Linked DNA regions of Mus musculus: region 1 is linked to region 2. A link is a loop called in an ENCODE intact Hi-C map of the cell type or tissue named here. Cell type or tissue: left cerebral cortex. All regions are shown on one strand.

What was found. Peaks named below come from ENCODE experiments on the same cell type or tissue, not always from the same donor. Only the 100,000 strongest peaks of a DNase experiment are listed, where the experiment ranks them.
Region 1: a loop joins it to region 2, with 2.5 times the contacts of the local background. A loop is called at or near these places in 4 of 42 quality-filtered maps.

Annotation. Positions count from the first base shown.
Region 1 is chr11:88,579,431-88,587,430 of GRCm38, forward strand. All of the region lies in intron 6 of Msi2 (musashi RNA-binding protein 2), which reads right to left. Among named protein-coding and RNA genes, the nearest start is that of 0610039H22Rik, 36 kb to the right of the region's middle. In left cerebral cortex, no CTCF peak of the experiment used is centred here; DNase peaks (open chromatin) are centred at 3,587, 4,086, 4,569, 5,918 and 1 more place; H3K27ac peaks cover 5,995 bases.
Region 2 is chr11:88,712,884-88,720,883 of GRCm38, forward strand. It overlaps Msi2 (musashi RNA-binding protein 2), which reads right to left and starts at 5,346. Exons shown (of 14, transcript NM_054043.3): 1 at 5,146-5,346; 2 at 4,822-4,862; 3 at 4,407-4,488; 4 at 3,627-3,711. The coding sequence starts at 5,207. It overlaps C030037D09Rik (RIKEN cDNA C030037D09 gene), which reads left to right and starts at 5,760. Exons shown (of 4, transcript NR_038058.1): 1 at 5,760-6,134; 2 at 7,523-7,689. In left cerebral cortex, no CTCF peak of the experiment used is centred here; DNase peaks (open chromatin) are centred at 3,391, 4,373, 5,632 and 6,087; H3K4me3 peaks cover 4,229 bases; H3K27ac peaks cover 3,302 bases.

The DNA.
Region 1 (8,000 bases), 130 kb before region 2:
GGCCCTTTGTCTTTATAGGGCTTGCTCCCTCCCACTTTACACTGAGTTTACTAACATCTTCCCATCCCTTAATATTTGCTGTAAATTCAAGGAAAGCCAGAAAACTAAGCTTATGAGAATCATATGTGCAGGGAAAAGAAAGAAGACTTAGCAAGGATGTGAAAAGCTCTCCCATGGGGCCAAATAAACGCAATAAACACATTAGTGGATCAATATATTTAAATGTATTTTAATAAACATCAGCTAAGTATTCCTGGGATGATTTCCAGATGATATTCTTTACCTCCCTACAAAAGGCTCAATTATTCAAAAAAGTTACAAGAGTCCATCCAACAGGATCCAACTATAACAATTCCTCCTTGGCCCACGACAAACCCTGTGCTCTCCACGAAAGGCAGAGCCACCTGAAGGTCTCTTTCAAGAACTAGAAGCACAGAAGTGGCTGGACTGAACGCAGGGTACGCCACATCAAGACTTATAGGATGTCATCTGTGTGTCGTGAGGATCCGGGAGAACTTCTCAGTCTGTGTTTGTCTCCAGGTCTGGTGAAAGAACTAAAGAGTTAAGATCGCCCAAAGGACAGATGAAATTGTGTGTGTGTGTATGTCTGCGAGAGCGCACACACACACATGCATGAGTAGGCTGGCAAGCCTACTGCTCTAAAAGACTAGGGAGGCAATTCTACAGACTGAGAGGACTTGGATCTCAAGGGTAGAAAGTAACTGCAATCCACGTTTCTAGTGTTTATTAAGCACCAGCTTTATTTTTGTCAGGATGCTAAGAACTACAAATGCAGGTGCTCATTTAATCTCATGGCCATCTTATGTATGTATAAATGCTATACATGTGTATGCTATGGACGGTTATTGCAGATAAAGAAAGAGGCCAGAAGAGTGAAATGACTTAGTAAGTGAGCTGAATTTGAATCATTCAAGTGTAGAGAGAGAAAAAAAAAGCCTTCTATGAATGAGGCAACATTCTAAGCCTGTGTGATGGTGAGCTACTACTGCCTGTGGGACAACCAGGCTGTCTCCTGGTTTCTATAAATAAAGTTTTATTAAGGCAAAGCCACAGACACATATTTTCATATTGTCTTTGTCTCCTGTTTGGTAGGATGACAAATGGCCTTAAAGACCACACTGGGTACAAAACTAAAACTAATTATCTGGCACTTTATAGAATAACTTTATTAATACCAGTATTTCATCCTCAAGGTCAGATATGGGAAAGGCAGACTCCTGTGACCAGAAATGGAGGTAAACATGGCCAGGAACTATTTTCAAACAAACCAAAGACTATTTTTCAACAAGAACCACACAACTTGTGGCCTTCTATGCCATAATATTTACTCTATATAACGATATTTATTCTATATAACAAGTTTTCTGTTGTTCTGTTGCTTTTCAAAACAGGGTTTTTCTCTGTATAGCCCTGGTTGTCCTGGAACTTGGTCTGTAGATCAGGCTGGCCTTGAACTCACAGAGATCCGCCTGCTTCTGCTTCCTGAGTGCTGGGATGAAAGGCGTGTACTAGCACCACCTGGCCTATATAACAAATTTTACAAATAGTTATAAAGTAATGGTTAGCTGACCTAAGCTGTAGATCAGCGGCAGAGTGCTTGTCTAGCATGTCCAAGGTCCTGAGTTCAAACCCCAGCATGACACAGAACCAAGTGTGGTGGTATATAGCCAAAAATGCCAGCATTTAGAAGTAGAGGCAGAAGGATCACAAGTTTGAGGTTCTTCATGACAACACAGGGAGTTTGGGGCCAGCCTGGACTAAAGTTCTCATCTAAAGAGTAGTGTGAGGGGGTATTTACTGGAAGACAGTCCAGATGGCTATCCTTCACCGTGAGTATCTCACATGAAGCCAAACCCCATGTCTTCTCACTAGAAGATTGGGGTGTGAAGCTTGAGCCTTCTGTCTGGCTGATCAGCTCTGAACCGATCACTTACCCTCTCCCAATCTCTCCCCAGCAGTTTAAAACAGGAGCCAATCCTATGGCACTGGGACAACTGACAGGCAAGTAAGGGTTAGGGGCAGACATGACAGGAATTCCGGAATCTGAACGTAATGTCAGCTAAGATGGAGCGACTACATTGTTAATCATCCCCTCTTTTGTTTACTAGTTTTTTTAAAAGAATGTTTTTGTAAAAGATAAAATATAAAAAAAAAATTAATTGTTCCAAGCCTTGGAAGGCCCGCAGCACATCCTCTCCCTGAGGCCTTCCGAGTCCTTCTGACGGTCCAGAAGAAAGCTGGAAACACAGTCAGGAAGCCTGCCTCTGAGCAGTCCACAGTCTCATTTATTTTTCCTTTAGTGAACAGCACCTTAAATTGTTTCTTTGAATGCTAACACGCCATAAGCAAGTCAGAAAATATTTACCTCTGCCTCCAATTATAAAAGGCCGTTAGCGACCTCAGCAACCAAAAATCTCTCATTATAAGTAATCCACTTGCAGAAATTGCATCTTCTACAGCAGACCACCTAAAACCACTTCCTGTAAACAAGGCTCTGCTGGGCTTTTAAATCTAATTAAATCCTCACTCTGCTCTCTAACTACAAGCGGCTCACTTTTCACTGAGCTAGGGCAGAATTTTTTCATTATTATTATTATTATTATTTCCAGTGGTCACAGAAATAATCCCCAAGCAGGAGCCAAACAGGAGTCCAAAAGGTCGCTGCACTCCAAACCACCACTGCCTGTTCTTCCTGTCTTCCCCGGACCACTCTCTCATTGAACAATTTCCAGCCTGGTTCATACAGGTCTTGTGCTAACTCTCCCCCACGGCTGCCGGAATAAATCGAGAAGGTACACTGTGAACAGGTGTGAAAGAGAATCCCAGGACACGGGGGTGGGGGTGGGGGGGAAGCTTCAGGCTGTGACCGCTCTGACGGTTCCTTTACTCCTAGGATCTGAGCTCCAGTCCTAGGTAAACAGTTACAACTGGTCACTCTACCTTTGGCCAGCCCAGGTTTGTGGGAACAAGTCCCTACAAGCAGGAATCTGTCTGTTACAAACAGTATCAGGATGGCTGGCTCACCGGCCCTGTGCTGCCTCCCACCCTTTCCTCTCTTCCATCTGTCTCCACCCACTCCAGCTGCAACAAGTAATGGCCAGCCCTCCACAACAACAGACCCTCCATCCAGGTTCCCCCATCACAGAAGAAAACGCATCCCACAAAGAAGAGAGCGCTGTCGCCTAGGTGGCAGAGAGTATGTGACCTTTCAGATCCCTCTTTGCCATCAGCGATACACCAAAAAGACAACACAAACCGAGGGAGAAACAGAAGCGGCGGGGACATGCTCAAGCTCCTATTTATTTTATGCAAAGTTTCCCTCGGTGTTCATTAATGCCTGCTTTCCCTCCACCATTTAATCTCTGCTTCCATTTCATTCTTAGGGGACTGTGACTATTCTAATTCAGCATTTGGATGACTTCATTTCCGCTCAAGTACACCCAGGTCAACTTGGAGAGAAAAGAAAGAGGAGGAGAAGAAAAAATAATCAGCTCAAAGCTATTAAATATCAGCCGCGAGCCTCGTGATTGGCTTTAAAGGCAGCAGTGAGGTTAGCAACAGTCAGAAACGCTAGGCTCCTGCCTCTTCCTGCCTGTTAACGTTTTATTCCTGGGTCTTTTCTCTACTGTGGCTTCGAATGTAAATAAAGCACCTATTGGCAGCCCACTTAGGGACTAAGTCACAGATATGGGGAGTCTCAAAATGCAGAACTGTAAAAACTTACAGGGCAGAAACTTGACAAACCGGGCCATTCTACACAGGCTATTCCTACGAGGACAAAGGAAGGGGGAAAAGGAGAAGAAAGGGGAAGAAAAAGAAAAGCATACATGACCCACGTAATGGGTGTCCTATTGATGGGGTGGGGGTGGGGCAGAATCTCCATATCAATGCTCACTCCACAGAATAATCGGGTCGGATGTCTATGCCAAGTCTAAATGAACTGTGCTTTCTCTCCCTGAAGAACCACCCCTTGCACCCACTGGCACAAGCCTGGGCCATGATTTCTGGTGCTTTTTCAGTTCCCACTGAAAACCATCTTGGGAGAGAAAGCTTTCCTTTCTCATGCTAACAACTCCTTTGTAAGTGACCTCTTCAGAGGCCTCCGGGAGGACTCTGGGAAGGTGAGCCCCCTGGAAGTACTTCCAGTTCGTTCGCTCCCATCCCCACCACAGGCCTCTTTAACTCCTTTGCTGCCAGGAGCTCCCTGGTCCTGCCTTCTTTCAAATGAACTAAAGCTGAACCCTGCAGGGCCACAGAGGAAAGCAGCAAAGGGTGAGGCCCAGTGCATACCTCGTATGCAAATGAACGTGGCATTTGATTAACATAATCTCAAAGTTTGCCCAGCTTGGAACCCAGAAGGCATGGGGATATTTTTCTATTTGTATATTTTAAAACACTGTTAACGGTACAATAATAATGTCTGATGCCTTTGCCTAACAGCTGGCTATATTTTGTACACTAAGAGGGAAATGGGACGCCTTCCTGGAAACCTTCTGTCTATTTTAGGAATTCTTGTTTGAAGCAAAAACATGAAGATTTAGGAGAAGCGAGGCTAGGGAGCTGAATCTATTTCTAACTCCACTGGCCAGAGCAGAAACAAGGTTGGGAGGCTGACGCGAGCAGGAAGACACAAGACACAAGCACAGGGAGGATTTACAGCCAGCATAGCGATCTTGTTAACTGGTGGTGATGCTGTCTGCCACCTGGGCCTAAACGGGGAATGTGGGAAATGAGGCAGCACTTTGCTGTCCCCTGTCCCCTGTCCTCTTCTCCATAAGATATGCTTCTGAAAGGAGGGATTAACACAAACCAGACAGAGGACAGGAATGACGTGGGGACAAGGTTGGCTTTGCATCTGGCTATCTCAGGATCATGAACTGAGGGAATGAGTCTTCCTGGCCCCACTTACAAGTCTAAGGAACACTCCGGGCTCTGGAAGATGCCAAGCAGATGAGCAAGGAGGCCCCCTTCCCTCCTGCCAGCCCACCTGCGCAAACCACTTCAGAGGATGAAGGCCCCGTGGGAGCAGAGACAGCCACAAAGGACACACACAGATTTTTGTTTTCCAGGCTACTTCTGAGAGAATCACACACTGTACAGAGCTGTTTATCTGTGCCACACATTTGGAAGTGATAAAAAAAAAAAAATCTATCCCAGGATCACAGTCCACTTTCAGGAATATGGTAACTTGCCTCTTTATTTCTCACAAATCCCTTGCTTTTCCAATTTCAAAGGCTTTATGCCAGGGGTTTTGTTTTGTTTTGTTTTTCCTTCTAGGTAAGACTTTCCTCACACTTTCTGAATCAAAAGGAATCCAAACAGAGGCCACAGCCACACCTCCATATACCTACTACAGCCTGGGGCTAAAAAGCAGGCACCAGGTTTTCACTCTCAAAATATGCACTCCCAGAGCCCCCACATCAGTGGACTAAAGGAGGGATTCCTATGTGAAAAAGCCAGTTCATTCTGGTTTCCAACTGTTTTTCCTATGAAGTTTTCAAACACCAATCACTCTTTGGAGCCTTAGCTAACTTTCTCAGCCCCTCACACAGCCCAGCTCCTACAGAAGGTGCTAAGAGCACTCCACCCACCCACGATCTTCCCAGAGAGCTCCCTTCCCTGGAAGCCAGGAAGTTATAACTTCCCAGACCCTATCCTTCCTTGCTGTCTTTGCCCCTCACCATCACCACCACCAGCTAGCCCACGAAGGGGTTAAGGCCCTCATATCAAGCCACAGACTCAGGCCCAGGCCCAGAGGGGACATGGGAACCAGGGCAGCGGGTGATAAAAGGCTGGATTGTAGCAGCCCACTGGATTGGAAATGACTTGCCGGCCTAATGAAACAGAACGCTGGCAGTAAGACAGAATGAAAGGAGAGAGACAATGGACACCAAGACAAAGGGTGCAGAGTCGGTTCAGCTCAGCAAAATGAGCTCACTTTGTTGTTGGGAAAAGCCAAAGCCGATTAGGATAAACCAATGACTAAGCATAAGTCTTCCAAACTAATTACACAGCTCGCCATGTGAAGTATAATTGGAAGCCTCCATGGCTCTCACTGGAGTACTGTGAAGTCAGCATCACCTAGGGAGCCGAGGGGAGCAGAGCTGGCCACTGGAGCTGCCCTGGCGCCTCGCCCCGGGAGCAGCTGAGAAGTGGGAAACTTTCTTCTCCATCCAGCACAAGGCAGAGGGGTCAACTCTGCTTCCAGTCCTCTTTGATCAAATTTCTATCATGAATGTAAGTATGAGAATGAAACTTGAAGAAGGGGCCCAAAGGGGAGTGGGAGAGGAGGAAGAAGAGGAGGAGGAGGAGGAGGAGGAGAAGGAGGAGGAGGAGGAGGGCTTCTGCAGCCCAGGGCACTTTGTTAAGAGATAGGCTCTTTGGAGTCGTTCTGCTCCAGCATATCAGAGCATCAGTCATCTGCCAGCTTTTGGAATGGTCTATATACATCATTGCTGTTATGTATGAAATCACAAACACAGATAATGTCCACCAAAAAACCAAGGCAGTTAAATAAATTACTGGAGATGAGTGGGTTTTGACAAATGAATAAGCCCTGTTCCCTGTGCATGAGAGTCTGCTGACTGCCCAAGGAGCAGACAGGGTTTTATCAAGAGCACAGAGAGCCTAGCTCGTGCCACAAGGGCCTATCCTGGCTCTACCCAGCCTGGCTGTGTGAGCTTGGACAACTTCTTTCCCACCATCCACATCCATCCTGGAGATGCCATGTGTCTAACTTGACATCTTTGAAAGCACATTTTAAAATGTATTTAAGAGCTCAGCACCAAACACATGTAACTGTAAATCAGAAACATCAACACACCGTAAAACCATCTTAAGATGAAGGTTTGAACGTCATGAGTTTGGATCATTCAGACCCCGCCTGGGACAGGAAGACTGAAAGTAACTTATTCAGTTTTTCTGGGCCTTACTCATAGGACGACAATTCTAGCTTATAAATAGTGCCCTTTTCCAAATAAAGAATGCAGTCTCCAATCAAGACGCACTATCCCTGCATCACGAGTCCCAGAAATAAACTGTAATGTGGTGACAACTGTTTTGCTTACTATATACCACGCTTGCTACTGTGAGCAATGTATTGTTTGGTTAGTCTATAAATACCTCGGGTTATATTCTATCTACTTCTATTTAAACACTCTCTACAGGACTTTTTCCACTTAAAGACCAGCCTTGGAAATAATTCCGTTCAGGGGTCAATGAGACACACAGGCCAAATCTGGCTCTTTGTTTGTTTTTATAAAGTTTTATTGGAACACAAGCACAGCCATCTGTTTATATATGGGCTGCAGTTGTTTTCACCCTACAATAGCAGAAGCTACAATAGAGACCATATGGGTTGTAAAGCAATCTACCAGCCTTCACAAATCCGTCAACAGGTTCCCCAGAAGGGAAACTGAGGCTAGAACCAAAGTCTGTCACTATATTGCTAGAGGCCATCCTGTGGTCAGGCTCATCCCAGAGACCTTGGAATACTGCCTACCTTGCCACTCTCCACAGAAGGCACTAGAAACAGCCACCGAGTGGGGAGTGACAGCCATCTAAGTCTGCTGAGTCCTGTGCTGGAGGCTTCATTCCATGATCACATTTGATAGAAACAAGCCTCAGCATTTCTAACTTGGGGAGGAGGGAGGGGGTTAAATCTTCTTCGAGGAAAGTGGGGAAAAAACAAAAAGGGTAGCGAAGCCTCCAGTCTGAGTTATTTAAAGCTGTGTGTCCTGTGTACCCAAGCCATTCACAGCAATGACATAGTTAAGCGACCCCTTAGTTCAGCCCCTTTGATAGCAGCCATGCCCCTGAAACAAACAGCTGGACCAGCTGTCACCTTAGGCAAGGTGGAAAAGGGAAAGGGCCAGTAAAAGATGGTGACAGAGACCCGAAGTTTAGCACACTCTGCACAGAGGCCATAGTAAGATGGAGGAAGTCCAGACACAGCAGCAGAATGGGCCATTCTGGCTCAA
Region 2 (8,000 bases):
ATTAAATGTTTTTCCAGCCGTAGTGATTCTCATTGTCTCTTCTCCCTGGCAAAGCAGGGGTAAGGGGATCCCATAAATAAATAAATAGATAAATAAATAAATAAATAAATAAAATCAAAAGTCAACAATATCTAAAAACTCTCCAGTTATAAAATACAATACTCATCTCAGTTTAATTGACTGGTGTTAGCAAAATAAAAATCACTCAGGATGATTTAAAAGGTCTTTTACAGCCAGGCATGATGGCTCACACCTGTAACCCCTACACTTCTGAAGCTTAAGGAGGATCATTGAGATGGAAGTCCCTCTGGGTCACCATAGCTGAATTCTAGGGTAGCCTGGGCTACAGAGAGACCCTGACTCAAAAAAACAAAAAAAAAAAACAAAAGCAAAAAACACAACAAAAAAAATTGCATTTGCCTATTGGTTAATTTCAGAGAATGCAGATATCAATGACAAGCTGACTTGTTTCTTTTTTTTTTTTAATTGTTGTAAAAGGGGAAAGAAAGGTGCATATATGAATTAATCAACATGGATTTTAAAAACAACAACAACAAACAAACAAACAAACGAAAAACCCACAAGGGTAAAACTGCTTAAATGAACAACTCAAAGTCCAAATTAGAAAGGGCATCGTAGGAGAGTTAAAAAGAGAACGACTGGACAGAAGTGTGAATCTAATGCATTAACTCGAGTATTCCCCTTCCCCACCTCCACCCCAACGGAAAAAGCCCTCCCCCCCCATCAGCCGCTTGCTTGCAGAACACATGATTCTCGGTCAGTGACTGACTGACTGGCTTTACAATCCCCACAGAAGCATTTGAGTGTAACAGCTGATGCGAGGGGAAAAAAGTTACCGCCAAGATAGAAAACAGGGAGGAATTTAAAAAATTTCCATTGCCCCCGTTTCCATTAGATTTCCAAACATCACCAATCTTCAAGTATAGGTTAACATGGACAATGGTGTAGGTACTGCTACAAGTTATCTATTTATGAGCTCTGGCTTTTATGTTAGAGTTTCCCCTTTAATGAGTAAATCTGTCACCGGAGAAAATAATATGTAATAATCATGCTTTGAGAAAAACTCAAAGGGGGTGAATATACGCAGCCCCCTCCCAATCCGTAATCCCCGGGTCCCCTAGAGCCCCAGCCCATAAAACAAAAATAAACTCACTTTTATTAATGCAGCTTCAAGACCTAAAAATCTGCCTGTGTTTTCTACCTTTAAGCATTACCTGAGAAATGAGAGATTACCTTGCAAAAACTAAAACAGACCGAAATCTTGGATCTAGGAAACTACCCTTTCGTAAAGATTAATATTACTGCGTCTACAGGTGTGCCCAGCACTGACTAGAGTTTCTCTACAAAAGAAATACAACAGGTGTGGATTTCCATTCTGTCGCCAAAACCAAGACAGATGCTTGTCTTTGTTCGGTTTAAAAAAAAAAAAAAAAAAGACGCCCTCCCAAGGCTTGCATTGATCTGACCAACACACAGGTGCAGTGGAAGTCACCCTGTTTGTGTGGCAATAGATGAGGTACAAACCAGGGAATGGCTTGGGGGGGGGGTGAGAAAAGTACAGGGAAGAAAATAAAGTACTAAGATTAAAAAAAAAAAAAAAGTAAAATTACAAAACCAAACGCCAATTTGAGACTGCACTGTATGTGTGTGGTGGTGACATCAGAATGTACCCTGAGATCAGGGCTCTCCCACGTGCAAAGTTTTCCACACTGAGACCTCCAAGGCCTAGGAAGTGGCAAGGCAAGAAGGCAAATCCCAACCTTTTGCACATCCTAGTCAACGAGAGAGAGAGAGAGAGAGAGAGAGAGAGAGAGAGAGAGAGAGAGAGAGAGAGAGAGAGAGATACTACCCAAAATTAAAACATTAGTTACTTAGGTACAGCGCTAGTACTGGCTCTAGAGTCCTCTAGAAAACACTAGGGTACTATTTTGGATGCGAATGGCCTTTACCTAAACAAAGCTTTTAAGGGCACAGTAAACAAGATCCTCCTTTCCATGTCAATAAACCAACCGCTTCTGCTCTGCCTCCTGCACTGAACGTTGAAACAAAGTCAAAAGCTAGGTTATACTAAGTAACAGCAACCAAAACATGTCTACAAAACAAGGGTGGAGAAGCCCAAGGCCCAGCAGTGAGGATAGGGAAAGATCTGACCAGCCAGCACCCTTTAATTCAAAACTCCAGGTCTCCCACCCAGGCAAAAGGTGTGGATGAGCCAGACAGATCAGCTTTGAATTTTTCCTGCGAAAGCTTAAGCGGCTAAGCGAAGAAGTCAAGGGAGAAAAAAAATAGTAATAATAAACTGTTCAGACATTCCTTATCACCTTACGAATGATCGTTCCTGATATTAAATGATCTGACAGCACGAACAGGCTAGGCTGCAAGCTCTGACATGTCTAGGACAATTAAAAAGTGCCTTAAGCGCCTGAGGTCTTTTCTTGGGGGGTAAGGTCAACACCTGACCTCCTTGATCATAAACAAGAGGGTGAGTTTGCAAAATCAATTCAAGTGCGCCAAAGGTTACCCTGCTCTCTTTTCCTCCACTCAAGAGTTAAAAAGTCGAAAGGGCTTGGAAGACCCTTGCTTTCTGCTGACTTGACAGAACAGGGGACTGAGGGTCAAGTTTACAGTGGGCAGCTGCCTCACCCTCAAAAGCTCGCACCAGAACAGAAGCATCCTATGCAGCCAGCCAAAGCCACATATCACCTTGAGGCCTCCGCCTTAAGCAGGGGTACAAATAAATAAATAAATATATTTTTTTAAAAATCCCGGTGAAATTCTGGTAAGCAAACGGGGAAAGGAGGAGAGGCAGGAAGCCAGCCCAGGAGCTAAGCAAACCATAGGGAACTCCCCATCATTGCATTTATTATTCCAGACTGACATCCCCCCCCCCCCGCCCCTTATTCTCTCTGACCTCCACGTAAGGACTTTCGCCTCTAAACTCTGAATTTTAAAAACTTCAAATGCTGTAAAAGTACCCACACACAAATGAAAGACCTGAGAAAGGGGGGGGGGGGAGATTCACTTTGAAATCCAAGGTTTATCAGCTTTCAATTTGCCATCTGGAGTAAACCCACTGGATGCCCAATTGCCTCTGCCTGTATCTCTCTTCCTTTCTCAAACCACAGCTCAAATCACTAGGAGTCCCAGTGAAACCTGTTGCCTGGACCTAAGATGAGCGCCCCCTCCCATTGGCCCCACCCCTGCCTCCTCCGCCAGGAAGCAGGCTGTGCCTTCCTTCTACAAGCCAATCCCAATGCCACAGGCTGTGCTCGGCTGACAAAGAAAGTTCCATTTACTCTGCATTGGAGTTTCTTTGCAAGGTCCCTTGGCGGGAGGCTGCCCTCTCAGGGAGCCGACCCCCCTCCCCCCAACCTTGGCTTGGCAGCGTCTGAAGCTGCAATGGGACAGACACTAAAAAGGAAACCCCCAAAACCAGCCACCGCAGCAAACTTCTGAGCCAACTCGCTAGCTGTTTAAAAGTACCCAGTTCTAGCACAGAAGCAAAAGAAGGCGCTGTCCCTTTAAACAGGGCTGTCAATGCCCAGACCGGTACTGAAAAGGGGCAAACAACAACTATTTAGAAAAAAAAAAAAAAAGCAACCTACCGTCTTGGAATCTAACTCATGGTGGGGCTGACCTAATACTTTATCTACACTTGCTGGGTCTGCGAAGGTGACGAAACCGAAGCCTCTGGAAGGAGACAAAGAGGGAGAAAAACAAACAAAATGTGACACTACTGAGCGCAACAAGGAGACCCTATATGTAGACTAGGATGCGAATGTTGCCCCCACGCACCCCCCATCCCCACCAGCTCCCTCTATTCTCCTCTAACCCACAGCCCTCTGCCTCAAGAGGTAAAAATACCAAGGTTAGTGGGGGAAGCGGGACGAGGGGGCAGGGCGGCTGGAGGTAACTTGGAAAATGCTGGTGTCTCCACTCTGGCCGCCTCAGTTTCCTCTCCTCCTCTTCCCTTTCTTAAGGCTTTGTTTTATTCCGAAGGAAAACGGACACTAAGATATTCATTCACCTCCCAAAGAGGGGACTTCAGAGTTTGGGAGTGTGCAGAAGGCATACATTCAAATTTTTAAATTAAAAAAAAAAAAAAAACTATGTGGAAAGTGGGTGAACTGAATGTCATTTTAAACAAGAGAACAAGAAGCGACAGGAAAATGACTTCAAGCGGGAGAGATGGGCGTCTCTGAATCCAGAGTTCGGCCCTAATTAACAATAACCTTTGGGGTTATGGGGGGGGGGAGCGACGTTCCAACCAGCCACGCGCCTGAGCCCCATTCTAAATCCGCTTAGCTACTTCCGAAGACACCTCCAAAAATAAAACTAAAACTTTGTTCTAAAATAAAGGCAAAATCGAGAAGGGAATGCGTTACCTGGAGCGTTTCGTTGTGGGATCTCTCATGACCATACATTCTCTAATTTCTCCAAATTTGCTAAAATAGTCTCTAAGGCTATCTGTAGAGAGAGAGGGAGAGAGAGAGAGATGGGGGGGTGGGAGAAGGTGTGGAGGGGGGAGCAATGCAATTTTTTGATCAAGGACAAAAAGCAAAAGTAGTTTTCTGTTGTTATTCTGTTTTGTTTTTGCAATATTTTTGCACACGAGGGGGAAATTCAGCAACAGAGGTCGCGTAGAGGGCTCGGAAAGGATTTGCTATTTAAAAAAATAACCTTGCACAGGAGAAGTGGGGAGCCAATGGCGGGGTGGGGGGGCTCTTACACTGGGATAACAAAGAGCAATAAAGAAGCCAAGAAGGGGGGGACCCAGGCGTCCCCCCCTCCCTCCCTTACCTGGTGAGGTCTGCCAGCTCAGTCCACCGATAAACATTTTACTAGAGGGAGAAAACATAACCGAAGTGAGCACCGATGTCAGATCGGCCATTTTGACGTGTAACTTACAAAAGCTAAAAGGAAAGCTGGGGGGGAGCGGGCGAGCGCGAGCCTGGAGGTGGGCTGGGGGAGAAGGTGGCGGCCCCACGCCACCCCAAGGTGCGCGAGTGCCCCAAGGGTGCGCGCGGGGGCGCGGGGGGCGCGCGAATGCCCCGCTCCGCACCGTCGCCCGCACAGCCCCGAACGAGCCCGCGGCGGCGCGGTGGGCAGCGGCTGGAAACTTACCCGGGGTCGTGCTGGGAGTCGTTGGCGCTGCCCGAGGTGCCTGGGCTCCCATTTGCCTCCATAGCGGAGCCCCCCCGCCCCCCCACCCCCGACACACCGAGCCCCACAGCGAAGCGGAGCGCAGCGGCGGCCGGCTCCGAGCCCCAGATCTCCGTCCCTCCTCCCCCGCCTCCTCCCCCCGCCCGGCGGCTGCGAAGCTCCGCGAGCGCCGAGCCGGGCCAGCGGCGAGAGCCCGTCACACGTGGGCTCGGCTCAGCTCAGCCCCGCCGCCTCGCACACCCCCCGTCCCCGCCCCCCCGGCCCATCCCCACCTCTCCCCCTCCTCCTCCCCACCCCCATCTCCTCCTCCTCCTCCCCCTCCTCCCCGCGCACGTGGGGCGGAGTTCTAGAACGTCGTGTAACCAATGCGGTGACGTCACGCACCCCGTTCGGTCCCCCGCCTGTCCGCGCGCGCACACGCTCGGCCCCCCGCGGCAGCGGGACCCATCAGGGGCGGCGCGCGAGCCCCGCGACTCGAGTGGGGGGGTTGGCCACGCCAAGCAGGCGGGGAGACGGGAAGCGCACCCCGAGTCGGCTCAGATCACATGGGCTGGGTGTGGGGGAGGGGGAGGCGCGGGGAGCTCGGCCCGGGCTGTTCGCTGGGCCGGGAGGCGGCAGCGCCCCCGGGCCCCCCTAGTTCGGACTATTCATTCAAGTTCCTGGGGCCCTGCGCCCGATTCGGAGGTGGCACCCGCCGCCCTCCCTGCCTCTGTGCCCCCGTTTCCAGCCACCGCGCGGAAATTTAGGTCAAGGACGCCGGGAGCACACCCACACCCTGCGCTCCCAGGGCAGTCCTCGAGAACCCCGGGATCTGGGGGGCTTGCGGATGGAGGAGACCCTCCTGCACGAACACCAGCCACAAGTTTTATTTTCCCTTCGCGCGGCAAGTTCTCTGGCTCCCGCTCCACACTGGCACGTCCTGCACGGCTCCCCGCCCTTCCCCGCCAGAGGTACGGAGCCGTGCCCGCGAAGGTTATTTCGGAACTTTGAGAAACTGACGCGATAGATAACAGGGGGCGAGGAAGCAACCAGACAGGGCTTGCGCCTTACTCAGACCGCGATTTGAAAATATAATAAAGTGGGCTTGTAGGGGTCAAGGTCAAATGATTGGGGTTCAAAGCAAATGTTCATGGAGATTGAGTAGCAGTTTGGGAGTATCCCGAGGGTGGTTAAGATAGGTGCTTATTTCAGAAAATCCCTCGACCATTCATCCGTTATCTAATTTATTTATGTTTAAAGTTACTAGGGCTTCCTCTGTAAAGAGTGTAAGCGCCAGGAGTGAAATGGCTCTCTATCTCCCAAGACCTGCGGTAGGTCTTGGAGATAACAAAGCACCTTACCCCTAGTTTTTGGAACTAGGAGCCTCACAGATTCTGACACTTAGTAGGTGTTTGGTAAAAGTTCCCTTTCTCCCCTGGCAAAGTGTAAACTCCAAAGGATTGGTGACTGTAGCTTCCCGGGGGAATCGCACACTTCGTATTCCAGGCTGGCCAGATTCAGGCTGTATTCAATTTATGGAGTATTTAAAACAGTACGGATACAATTATCCTTATTGTTTTAAATTATTACAATAAACCAAGTTAATATGGCATGAGGGGCAACATAAAGTTGTGGTTCATCAAATCCCTGGGTTAATGTTAAGCATGCATTGATGCACAATTAACACTTTCCCATTAATTTTCATAGGATTAGGAGACAATGGAATTCACTCATCACCAAAACTATGCCGTGTCCATTGTGGGTTTGGAGACATTTGGAAAAATCTCAACACAGCCAAAGCTTTTGAGTGGTCAGACTGTCAATCTCTCTGTCCCCTAAACTGGGGTAGTGCCTCTCTGACAGCATGGATGGGCGGAGCATTTGTAGTGAACAATGTAACAATGTCAAAGTCCCTTTTTAAAATTGTGTACTTACATGGACTGTGTTTATTATAAATTGTGAATATGATTTTTAGAAGGCACTTCATAAGACTTCAGACCACAAACCCTGCTGTTTCCCAACACTCCAAACAAACTGATTTTTGAATCATCTGGGTTCCCATGTGTTAAAGAGCTGCATGTTTTTATGATGGTAATTGTTTTTTTGCGATTATTCTCAATCACAAAGTACAGGCAACACAGCTAATTGGATTATATTTTGGATTTTTACCGCAGAACCACAGATCATCAGAGCTAGAAAGGCCTTTCTTTACCCGGCTCCTTCCTTGAATATGGGAGTCCCAAAGGTGCCAGGCTGTCAGGCCGCCTTCCCACCCCAACCAGTTAATACCTAAAAGGGGCTCTGGCCATGGTTCAGTGCCCTTTGACTCTGTAGTGTGCTGTTTGTTGTTCCTCGATAGGCAGAAGTCAGTGGCTACCTTCCTGATGGAGACTTGAACAAACTGTTAAGTGGTGAGCTGGGAGGAGACCTGATGGGGCGGGGCCCCGAGCACTGCAGTGTCCAAGCCAGAGACTGATAAAGGACTAAAGGAGAAGGCTACTACGTCACTGCACTGTTTTTCTTAAGGTTGGTATTGTTGGAGTTGGAGTCTTGCAATGCAAGAACCCAGACAGGCCTTGAACTGGAGAGAGCATCCTGACACTGGCCACACCACCACCACCACCAAGTTTTATTTTTCCTTCGCAGATTGTGTTGTTTTGTTGAGATGGTGTCTCATGCGGCCCAGGCTGATGGTGAACTCCATAGATTGCGGAGGATCACGGCCTTGAACTTCTGACATTCTTGCCTCTGCTGTTGCAATTGTAGCTTGGGGCCACCGTGCCAGGTTTGCAGTGCTGGAGATCAACCCCTAGGCTCCCAGTGTCGCAGGGAAGCTT